Linked DNA regions of Mus musculus: region 1 is linked to region 2. The links are chromatin contacts, found by Hi-C or POLR2A ChIA-PET in ENCODE. All regions are on one chromosome and are shown on one strand. The core of a region is the stretch at or near the end of the contact, and the rest is flanking DNA. Distances in the headings are between cores, read along the strand shown.

Region 1 (5,456 bases), core at 2,270-4,769, 47 kb after region 2:
ATTAAAAAATATATATATCACACAGTTTTACAACTGAAACAAGAGAAAAAATAGATGCCATTTTGGAAAATTAAAACTTTTGAAACCATAATTTTTAGTTAAAATGTTACAGAATATTTATTTTGACCACATCAGTTCTTTTCTGCCTCTCTGTTACAGTCAGGGCAATTTGGAAACCACAGGGCTATTAGGAACTACCAAGTGCTTATTTCATGCAATCCATTCTTGAAAGATAAGCCTTTATGTCTCAATATTATTACTCAACACTTAGAAGCATTTGCAACACTTAATTAAGTGCTTAAGAAATGTTTATATTAAGAAATCCTTGGCTATGTGGAAGAATTAAACAATCATGCCATCTGCCCAATGTTATATTTTAACATTTGTGAATATTAACTTTTTCTTCCACAGGACAAGGTGGAACCCTGGTGGACAGAGGGGACAACACTTACGGAGGAAAGTGGGTCATCAACCCTAGTGGAGGCCTCATCTCAAAGGGACACCCACTGGGCGCAACAGGTGACAATGCATTCTTGTCAGAATTATACTTTAGGCCCTAATCTGTTGTTTTTTGGTTTTGTTTTGTTTTGTTTTTGTGAACGTATATGTGCACATTCATGTTCCATGGCACACAAGTGAGAGAACTGGCTCTCTCTTTCTAATTTTATGCAAGCCTGGGGATAAAACTCGGGTCACCCAGCATGGTGGCACATGTCTTTATCTGCTGAGCCATCTTTCTGACCACTGTTTTCATTGTCTGAGACAACCCAGTCCCAGGTTGACCTATATGAATCACTATATGATTCAGGACGACCTTAAACTTAAAGCAGTCCCCCTACCTGCCCCTCCCAAGTGCTGGGATGATAGGTGTGAGCCACCATGAGTGGCTGAAGTCTGTGATTTCAGTGTGCTTGCATTCTTTGAACTCAGATGGTGACGGGTTTTTAATGCTTTTTAACTGCAGTCATTTGATTTCTCGTTAGCTGCAGTGCACTTAGCTAACAAGATGTTTCCTAACAGAGAGCTTACTAGAGTCACCAGGTAAGATGGTTCCAGATGAACACATTGTGTGTTGTTGGATGCCTCCTTAGCACTGCATGGAACTCATTTTCTCTCGAGAAAACTGGACTAGGAATTCTGAAATTAAAATTTTACTATGGCTTCACTGCCCACTGGAAATTAATCACTTTGACTGTTAAATCTTTAGCTAAAAAAATTGACATCTTCTGTATTGGAGTTTCTAAGGTAACTTAGTGGTAAAACTCTGTGGTTTATTTCTGTAAAGACAGATGGTATTGTATAGATGATTGTGTTTCTTCTTTATCTTATCGTGTCTTATTGATTAGTGGACTATTTTAAGTTCTTGCAGTTTTACAATAGAGAAGTTATAATTAACAATCTACTTATTAGTTAACTTTATTGTATTTCTACTTAAGATTCAAAATTTCAGCGGGGCTTGGTGATGCACATCTTTAATTCCAGCAGTCAGGAGACAGAGGCTGAAGGATCTCTGTGAGTCAGTTGAAGCCAGCCTAGTCTACAGAGTGAGTTCCACAACAGCCAGGGCTGTTTCCAAAAACCAACAATAAACGACACCAATGAAACACTCAAGATTTCATAAGCTTATAATGCAGTAGAAAATAGAAGAGCTAGATGTTGTGTTGGGGGAGGAGGAAGGAAGGCAGTGTGTCAGGGTACGGGTGCTGTTGCTTTACGGTAGGATACTGTGCTTGACTTGTTTAGGATATAGAAGGCCCTGGGTACCAAAGTCTTCCAGAAAAAAGATAAATGAGGGTTGGGCCAGGCGGACAGACTGAGCACACCAGCTAGCTGCAGTGTGTGCACTGCCTTGCTGCTGTGTTCTTCTTTTGTTTCTTCTTTGGTTCATTTATTATCATTTAAGAAATGATATAAAATAAATTTATATCATTTATTCATTTCTCTCTTCTATGGAACCATTTCTCTATGAAAGTCTGTCACAGATGCTCAGGGGTGTGATGGAAGCATCTTCCATTTGCCAGAGTCTGCCCTCCAGGGTTGTCACACCCTCATATTTAATTTAAGTCTTTTGCAAGATTTATTTTAATTTCACTTATGTATTTATTTTATTCATTTGTTTGTTTATTCAAGACAGGGCTTCTCTGTGTAGCCCTGGCTGTTCTGGAACTCACTCTGTAGATCAAGATGGCCTCAAACATAGATTTGCCTGCCTCTGCCTCCTGAGTGCTGGGGTTAAAAGCATGTCTCCCCCCAACCCCACCTTGGTTTATTTTTAATTATGTGTGAGTGTGTATATTTACCATCAAGATATAAAGGTCAGCTGGGCACTGGTAGTGCATGCTTTTAATCTGAGCACTTTGGGGAGGCAGGCAGATCTCTGTGAGTTCTAGGCCAGCCTGGTCTACAGAACTAGTTCCAGGACAGACAAGGCTACACAGAGGGGTAGAGGTGGGAGGGACTACATGTCTTTATTGAACCTTTAGAGATATCTTGCTGTGTAGAGATATCATTTCTGTGGCTCATAGGCACCACAGGTGATTAGGTCTGTTGATCCTGGCCCTCCTCCCACTTCCAGCTTGCATAGCATAGCACCTTCTGGTACTATGAAAGCTAGGCCCCAGGAGGCTTTTGGATTAGTTCCAGCTCGACTTCTCGAGTCCTGTGTTCAAGTGTGTGTGCTATCTTTCGCAATAGACACTTACCTTTGACTTCTGGGATGAAATCAAGCTTGATCTCCCTGGACCAAACAATTCATGCATGGCACAGGGCTTTTTATTAGATAGTCTGTGGCTCCTGGAACGGGCACTATTACCCCAAGTGGTATGGCATCACTTAAACAAAGTGTATATACATATGTATGTATGCAAATACACTTATATGTATTACATGTATTTTAAGTAAATATAAAATAAGAATTCCTTATGACTACTTCAAATATTTTTAGTGTTGTAGATCATTCCCTACGCCCACCTCATTTTCCCACTTCATATCACAAGCATCTTGAGTTCAATTTGATCTCATTGCTTTTTCAAAATGTCCCATCTCAAAATTTTCTTTCACTTTTTATTTTATTTTATTTATTTATTTATTTGAGACAGAATCTTGCTGTGGCATTGGCTGTCCTGGAACTCAAACTGTAGACCAGGCTGGCCTTGAACTCTCAAGAGATCCGCCTGCCTGTCTTCTGAGTGCAGGGTTTAAAAGTGTGCACCACTAGACACTGTGTTTTCCATTTCAACACACCCGGAAAAAAATGGGTTGAAAATGCAAGTGTTGATTTCCTGAACTCGAGTCTTTCTTAAATGCTAATTCTCTTAGCGTGGGAACTAGCTGTGAATCTTGGGCTTTAAGCTCTGCAGGCGTGCGTGGCTTTGGCGGGAAGTCCCAACTAGCGGCTCGCTGGCGCGGGTGGGCGGAGTCTGCGCTCTAACGCGGCCCGGGACGCTCTGTGCTCGACTCGCCAGGTCTGGCTCAGTGCGCGGAGCTCTGCTGGCAGCTGAGAGGCGAAGCCGGAAAGAGGCAGGTTCCCGGGGCAAAGGTGGCTCTGCAGCACAATCTAGGCCTCGGAGGAGCTGTGGTTGTCACCCTCTACAGGATGGGTTTTCCCGAAGCTGCCAGGTAAGTGACATTCTAAGTTCTGTCACTTTTGTCCTCATGCTTTACAATAAGTGACGCTTGCATATTAAAAAAAACAAACAACAACAACAACAACAAAAACCAAACCCCAACCACATATTAAGCATTTAAGGGAAAGTATGACATAACTTCGTTAACGTGGTTTTAAAAGTTAAGACTTAGTTTTTAAGCCGAGACAACCTTAGGAAAATTTGTTCAGAAAGAGGCAGCGAAGCCAGGAGTGCTGGCCCACAAGCCTGCGGAATGTAGACTAGTCACCTTTTGCTTGCCTTTCTCACAGTTGGCTTTCTCCTTGGCTTCTGGCTGCTGTCAGAGAAAGCCACCAACTACATGTGCCATTGGAACCTGGAAAATGTGTTTCTGAATCAAGCCCTCGTTGCTGTTGGAATTCCAGGGGCTTGCTTGCTTCCTGTCTTTGCAGTCTCTGCCTCTGTCGTTACCTCTTGTCCCAGCCTTCTGGGATTCCTGTTTTCCTTGCAGCCTCTCCGGGTTCTCTTCCTCCTTTTCCAAGGCCCAGCGTTCCTCTGTGTGCGTGGTTTCCAACCACCTGTACTAGCTACTATGTATACCCTCTTGAATCTTCCTAGCATTCCCTCCACTGGCTCCTTGCCCCTGTTATCTTACACCAGAGAATCTTTCTTAGTCCACAAAATCTTTTTTTCCTCTTGCTTTAATTATTCTCTTTCATGATGAGCCTTTCGCAGTGAACCACCTCAGGGTCTGTTTGGAGGTCTGGTGTGTTCTGAGTTGATTATCCTTGGCTAGCTATGTCTTTCCTCCTTTAACCACCCTGTAACTTTTTAACACGAATGTGCTCCTTTTCTCTTGAAATTCCTGGTGATTACTTAATCGTTTTCTTATACAGTTTGTCCTACAAAGGATAGGGGCCACTATCTACTATATAGTCTTTAACTTTTACAAACTTCGGGATGGTTTTTCCTCTCTCTGGTCTCACTCTTCTTTTTCTGCCCAGAATTTTGTTTTTGTTTCAAACATTAAGATAACATCTTAAACTTAAGAGTTTCTTCTTTCAAATACCCATGCTCTTTTGCAGTCCTTAGAGGGCTCATCTTGTTTCTTCCTCAATCTGATTCATCAGTTCTATGCTGATGACCCTGGAACACCATGCAGTTCACACTTGAGATGAAACCCCTTAGGGGAAAAATAATCAAGCTATGAAAAGCCAACACAGTCAGTATAATTGTCATAGATATTTCGTTTTCTTTAGAGTAAAATTAGGAAGTTTGTCCACAGCCTTTTTTTTTTTTTTTAAGCAGTCTCACACCTTAGACCAGACCAGGCTAGCTTTGTATTAGAGGCAGTGAGTTTCTTGCTTCACCATTTTAGTATGTGCCTGCAAGTTCTCACATGTAAAAGGTGCAATGTATAATTTCCACCATAGGTGAGGTCCACAATGATTCTATGACCCGCTTCCCTAGTCCTTTGGTTCTTTTTCTCTCTGCTGAGACAGGGTCTCACTATGTAACACTGTCCTGGAACTCTGTGTGAACCAGGCTGGCCTCAAACTCATGAATCCACCTGCGTCTGCCTCCCAAGTCCTGGGATTAAAAGCATTCGCCCAGCCAGCTCTTTATTTCTTTGTGTAGGTTTCCAGCAGCCCTTACTCTGCCCATCTTGCAACCCCTGCTCTGTTTGCTGCCTCTGTAGTTTGCCAGTGAGATCATAAAAAGGCAAATTATAGAGGCACTCTTAATTTTAGCTCCCATTGATGATATTCTGCTCTAAGGAAGAAATTTCCCTCCTTTTCCTGTCTTTAAGTGTATTCATATACACTGCATGAAGTCACAAGGCCTTATTTT
Region 2 (5,107 bases), core at 1,242-3,741:
CTAGCACTTGGGAGGCAGAGGAAGGTGGATCTCTATAGGTTCAAGGGAAGCATGGTCAGTTCCAGGAAAGCCAAGGCTATACAGAGAAACTCTGTCAAAAAAAAATTAAAAAGAGCTCAGAAATTGTATACACATGAACACACACAATCCATACAGTCAAATTCCCCTTCTCTTCCTTATTCCATGCTGCGTAGGTTGGTCTCAATATTTGAGCTCAAGCTATTGTCTTAGTTCAACTTCCCAACTAACTATTTCAACAGCTAGCCTGCCCCATAGCAACTGTACGGAGTCAATTGGAGCACTGATCAGTGAATCACTGCTTCTAGAGGAAACAGGATTAGCTTTCTGAGTGTGTGACAATTCTGTCAAGCAAGCACCACAAGATATTCCTTGTTTTGTGTATAAAATTATTGTTTACGGATTTGTCAATAATGAAGCAAGGCCAATAGTGTTAGTCTCACTAGGTTTGTCAATAAGCCTTAAGCACGAGAAGGCAGAAATGCAACAAAGGGGGAGGGTACTGGAAGGACCAAGTAAGACCTTGGAAATCATGGGTTTACATTGTGAGAGCTGGATTAAGAGGGTAGATTGTGTCCTAGTCTGTCCACAGATGAAAGGATGGCTTTGGGAAACATACCGTTCATCATCTCACATGTTGATTGTAGAGTTACAAACAAAGGTGAGTAGGCTAGCCCACAAATACAGACTCTTCAAATAACAATCGGCAGGTTAAAAGAACTTCCAATCAGTTAAGTTGAAGGATAAATCTGATTTTTTTTTTTTTTTTGGAGACAGGGGCTTTCTACATAGCTTTGTCTGTCCTGGAACTGGCTGTGTAGACCAGGCTGACCTTAAACTCATAGATAGCCAGCCACCTGCCTCTGCTTTCCCAAGTGTTAGGATCTGCTTGCTTTCCCAAGTGTTGCTCTGCCACATAAGAAATAATTCACACATAAGATAGGCATTATTCATAATCAAAAGAGGCTCAGGGAGCTCAGCTTTCGAACATGGACAATATTTACAGCTAGAACAATGGAAGGACAGTAAAGAAATAGTAACAGACGAGCAGTCGCTTTACCAGACATGGTCTGACCGATCGGATTATGCTTGACTGGCTGTTACAAAAAAATATGCATAGTTGCTGGGCAGTAATGGCCCAAGTCTTTAATCCCAGCTCTTGGGAGGCAGAGACAGGCGGATTTCTGTATGTGAGGCCAGCCTGGTCTACAGAGCAAGTTAGCCCCCCCCATGCACATTATAACTTCTTCTTCTTCTTCTTCTTTTTTTTTTTTTTTTTTTTTGAGACAGGGTCTCACTTTGCAGATGATTCCAGGCTGGACTTGAATTTGTTTTGAGGCATGTCCACCAGAGAACAGCACACAGACAGTCTGTTTTTTTTTTTTTTTTTAAGATTTATTTATTATTATACATAAGTGCACTGTAGCTGTCTTCAGACACACCAGAAGAGGGCGTCAGATCTCAACTCAGGACCTTCAGAAGAGCAGTGTTCTTACCCGCTGAGCCATCTCGCCAGCTCAGACACAGAAACTCTTTTTTTTTTTCTTTTAAAGGGGATAGTAATAGAGACACAGACACTCTTTTTTTTTTTTTTTTTTTTTTAAGTTTAGGGGATAGTAATATATACCTTTTTTTCCTATTTATTTATTTATTTATTTATTTATGACTGTAGCTGTCTTCAGACACCCCAGAAGAGGGCATCAGATCGCATTTCGGATGGTTGTGAACCACCACGTGGTTGCTGGGATTTGAACTCAGTACCTTTAAGAACAGTCAGTGCTCTTAACCGCTGAGCCATCTTTCCAGCCCGACACAGACACTCTTAAGGCTGAGAACAAACTTCGTATTGATGGCTCCTGGCTACAGAGGATACTTGTCCAATCATGGAAACCCACATTCTGGTTGGCACACTTCAATTAGCAAGAAACAGAACTACGGAAGCCAAAACGTAAGGTTACCACATTTAGAGACTTTCCTGTTTCCTGGAACTATGGACCAGGTCTTTGATGGATTTTGGTCTTTGTACCATTTTTGGCAGAGATCTGCCTGCCTCTTCCTCTCGTGTGGAGATATTAAAGGTGTGAACCACTAAGCCCTGATCTGACTTAATTTTTAAAAAACATCTTATCCGCACATAGAATTCTGACTTTATTAGTGTACATCGTGCTTTTTGCTCATATACTGCGTGTTGTAACTACTCTCACACATACAGAACGTCTCTAACACTCTAGAGAATCCCCACAGGATTCTGAGTTTCCTCTGAGGCCAGAGCTTCCATTTTAGGCCTTCCCTCTCTCACTGTAAAAAGAGGAAGCACAGAAACCGAGGCCTCCTTGAGAAACTTTGCCTGAGTCTAACACAGTAGGTCAAAAGAACCCATAAAGGACTTGGCTCTAGGATCGCCACGCATGCGTACATCCTCTACCCTGCCTCCTCCGGTCGGTTCCCGTAACTCGGCCCCGCCCCTGACGCTGCGGCCCCGCCCCCGACGCCTGGGGTTGGGATAATCGGACCCGACCCGGCTTTGGTTCTGCAAAGCCTCAGTCTGTAGGAGACCTTCGCTGCTGGAGCCATGCCTTCTGTCGCTTTGAAATCTCCGCGCCTGCGCCGGGTGTTCGTGGTCGGCGTTGGCATGACCAAGGTAAACAGAGTTGTGAGCAGCGAGAGATCTGCCTCTGTTATTCCCCGCAGTCCGAGGCGACAGGGAAGCGCGGCAAGGGGACGGTCACAGTCTGCGCTGCTGTCCCTCTGACCTTTCCCTCCAGAGAGGCGACCTGAGGGTGTATGATGCTGTCACTAGGGTCTCAGTATCTTGGGCTTGTTCTCTCAGTCATTTTTTTTTTTTTTAAAGATTTATTTATTTATTATATGTAAGTACATGTAAGTAAGTACATTGTAGCTGTCCTCAGATACTCCAGAAGAGGGCATCAGATTTCGTTACGGATGGTTGTGAGCCACCATGTGGTTGCTGGGATTTGAACTCCGGACCTTCGGAAAAGCAGTCGGTGCTCTTAACCACTGAGCCATCTCGCCAGCCCCTCTCAGTCATTTTTTTATTCGCCTTCCTGTTTGCTTATTCTAGCTTTTTAGTCTGTGAAGGAGCCCCCAACACAGCACAAATCTCACACTTCCTTAGATTCTAAATCCCGAGTAGGCCGGCCGGGTGGTTCACATCTCTAGTATGAGCTTTAGGAGATGCAGCCAGGAGAACTGCTGCGAGTCTGAATCATATCAAGACCTTGTTTCACAAAACAAAGCAAACCAAACCGACAAACAAAACAAAACAAACAAACATGTGGTTGCTGGGATTTGAACCCAGGACTTTCAGAAGAGCAGTCAGTTCTCTTACCCGTTGAGCCATCTCGCCAGCCCTATCTTGTCTTTCTTACCTCTAGAGCCTTGAGCTTAGCTCTAATTTACTTTGATGCACTGGGATTCTTTGTTCAGATGACTATATTCTCCTAATGTATTGCTACAGGGTGGGTACCACAATTATTTACTGCTGTATCACTCACAGTGATAAATCACTCGTGCCTAATGACAGTGAATGTTAGATGATTGATATTAAATGGATTTACTGGTGAAAGAGTTACTGTGAAGAATCTTTTTGTACTGTAAAAAAAAAAAACAAAACCCAAATTTTACATTATCTTAGTAACAGGTGAAAACAAATAATTTATTCAAAACATGTAAATAGAAAAGTTGACTAATATGTTCTAAAACTTAAAGGGCATCCCACTGTTTCTCAGAGGGGGAGCTTCTCATATAGTAAGTAGGTGGGCAGTAAAACTTTCCAGAATATTCTCTAGATTTTTTTTTAAAAAAGTATCTTATATGGCCCTGGCTGGCTTTAAACTTCTGATTCAGTCTCTCAAACTGCCCCCCCCCCTCTGAACCTGCAAGTGTCCCTGATCCCCATGCCCTGCTAGTATGTTGTTCCATTTTAAAGTGTCTTCCCATGATTGCTTAATGTCTGTTTATATGGGCTGTATAGAAAAAGCATAGTTTCTGAAAAAAAAAAAAAGATATGTTTAATTTTTTTCTAGTTGGGAGGTGGAGGTGAAGGGGATATTAATATTCCTTAGGGAAGAGAAAAAGGAATTAAAGATGGTTTCATCATTTAAGCATATATGCAGTACATGTGCTATGTGTTATATGTGAGGGTGACCGTGACAAAAATGAATAAAAGCAAGATTGGGCAGGGGACATGACTCACTCGGTAGACTGCTTGCCAAACATGCATGAAGCCCTGGGTTCTATCCCTAGTCTGCATACACCAGGCATGGTGATGTCCACCCATTGTTCCAGCATTCAGAGGGTAGAGACAGGAGAATCAGAAGTTCAAAGCTGTCCTCAAGTTTACATAGCAAGTTCAGAGCCAGCCTAGCTTTTGTAAGACCTTACTTTAACCAAAGAGCAAGGGTCAGCAAAGATGGCCAGTGTGTGAAAGGCTTGACAGTCAGAGTTTGGCCCCTTGCCCTCACTTAGTATGAGTGTGCCCCCTACACATATACACACATACTTACACACTAACAAACTGAAGATATTTATTTTATAAATATAGTATTTGTATCATATATAATATAATTTTTATAAATAAAAAATATATATTTATTTATTTATTATATTTTTTGAGACAGGGTTTCACTGTGTAGCCTGGGCTGTCTTGGAACTCACTCTGTAAACCCAGCTGGCCTTGAACTCACAGAGATCTGTCTGCCTCTGCTTTCCGAATACTGGGATTAAAGACAGATTTTTAAAAACCCACATAAACAAACAAAAAAGAAGAAAGAGAGAGAAAAAAGGAGAGTTTGACATTTTTAGTTAAGCAAGGAAGATTGAAAAAATGAACTTATCTCTTGGTTTTTTTTTCTTCCAAGTATCATTAAAACAGTGAGGAACAATACACATTGGAGCAGCAACTGTAGGAGAGATGCCAGAAAATATTAAAAGCGGATGGAAGCCAGGTTTGGTGGCATCCCGGCACTCTGCAGGTGGTGGCAGAATTGTCTCAAAACCAAACAAAACCCAACTACCACAAAAAAGGGGAATTAATTGAAATTCTCCGTGTGATGCTACCTAGCTTTGT

What was found. Hi-C counts contacts between places; a loop is a spot of excess contacts on that map. ChIA-PET counts read pairs that join two places held with the same protein, here RNA polymerase II (POLR2A).
Region 1: a map of heart shows a loop between it and region 2 (4-fold over the local background). The contact joins the enhancer-like site here to the promoter of Scp2 in region 2. A Hi-C loop is called at or near these places in 4 of 37 maps with a recorded cell type or tissue (heart and left cerebral cortex). POLR2A ChIA-PET finds 5 or more read pairs at or near these places in 1 of 5 experiments (embryonic stem cell).

What each region holds. Positions count from the first base shown.
Region 1 is chr4:108,069,419-108,074,874 of GRCm38, reverse strand. It overlaps Scp2 (sterol carrier protein 2, liver), which reads left to right. Exons shown (of 16, transcript NM_011327.4): 11 at 412-519; 12 at 3,465-3,618. Among named protein-coding and RNA genes, the nearest start is that of Mir6397, 15 kb to the left of the region's middle. Within about 2 kb of position 3,519, at least 1 of the 3 ENCODE cell types and tissues checked has a DNase peak (open chromatin) inside an H3K27ac peak, as active enhancers do; it is heart, where a contact is called at or near this core.
Region 2 is chr4:108,115,931-108,121,037 of GRCm38, reverse strand. It overlaps Scp2 (sterol carrier protein 2, liver), which reads left to right and starts at 2,491. Exons shown (of 16, transcript NM_011327.4): 1 at 2,491-2,659. The coding sequence starts at 2,591.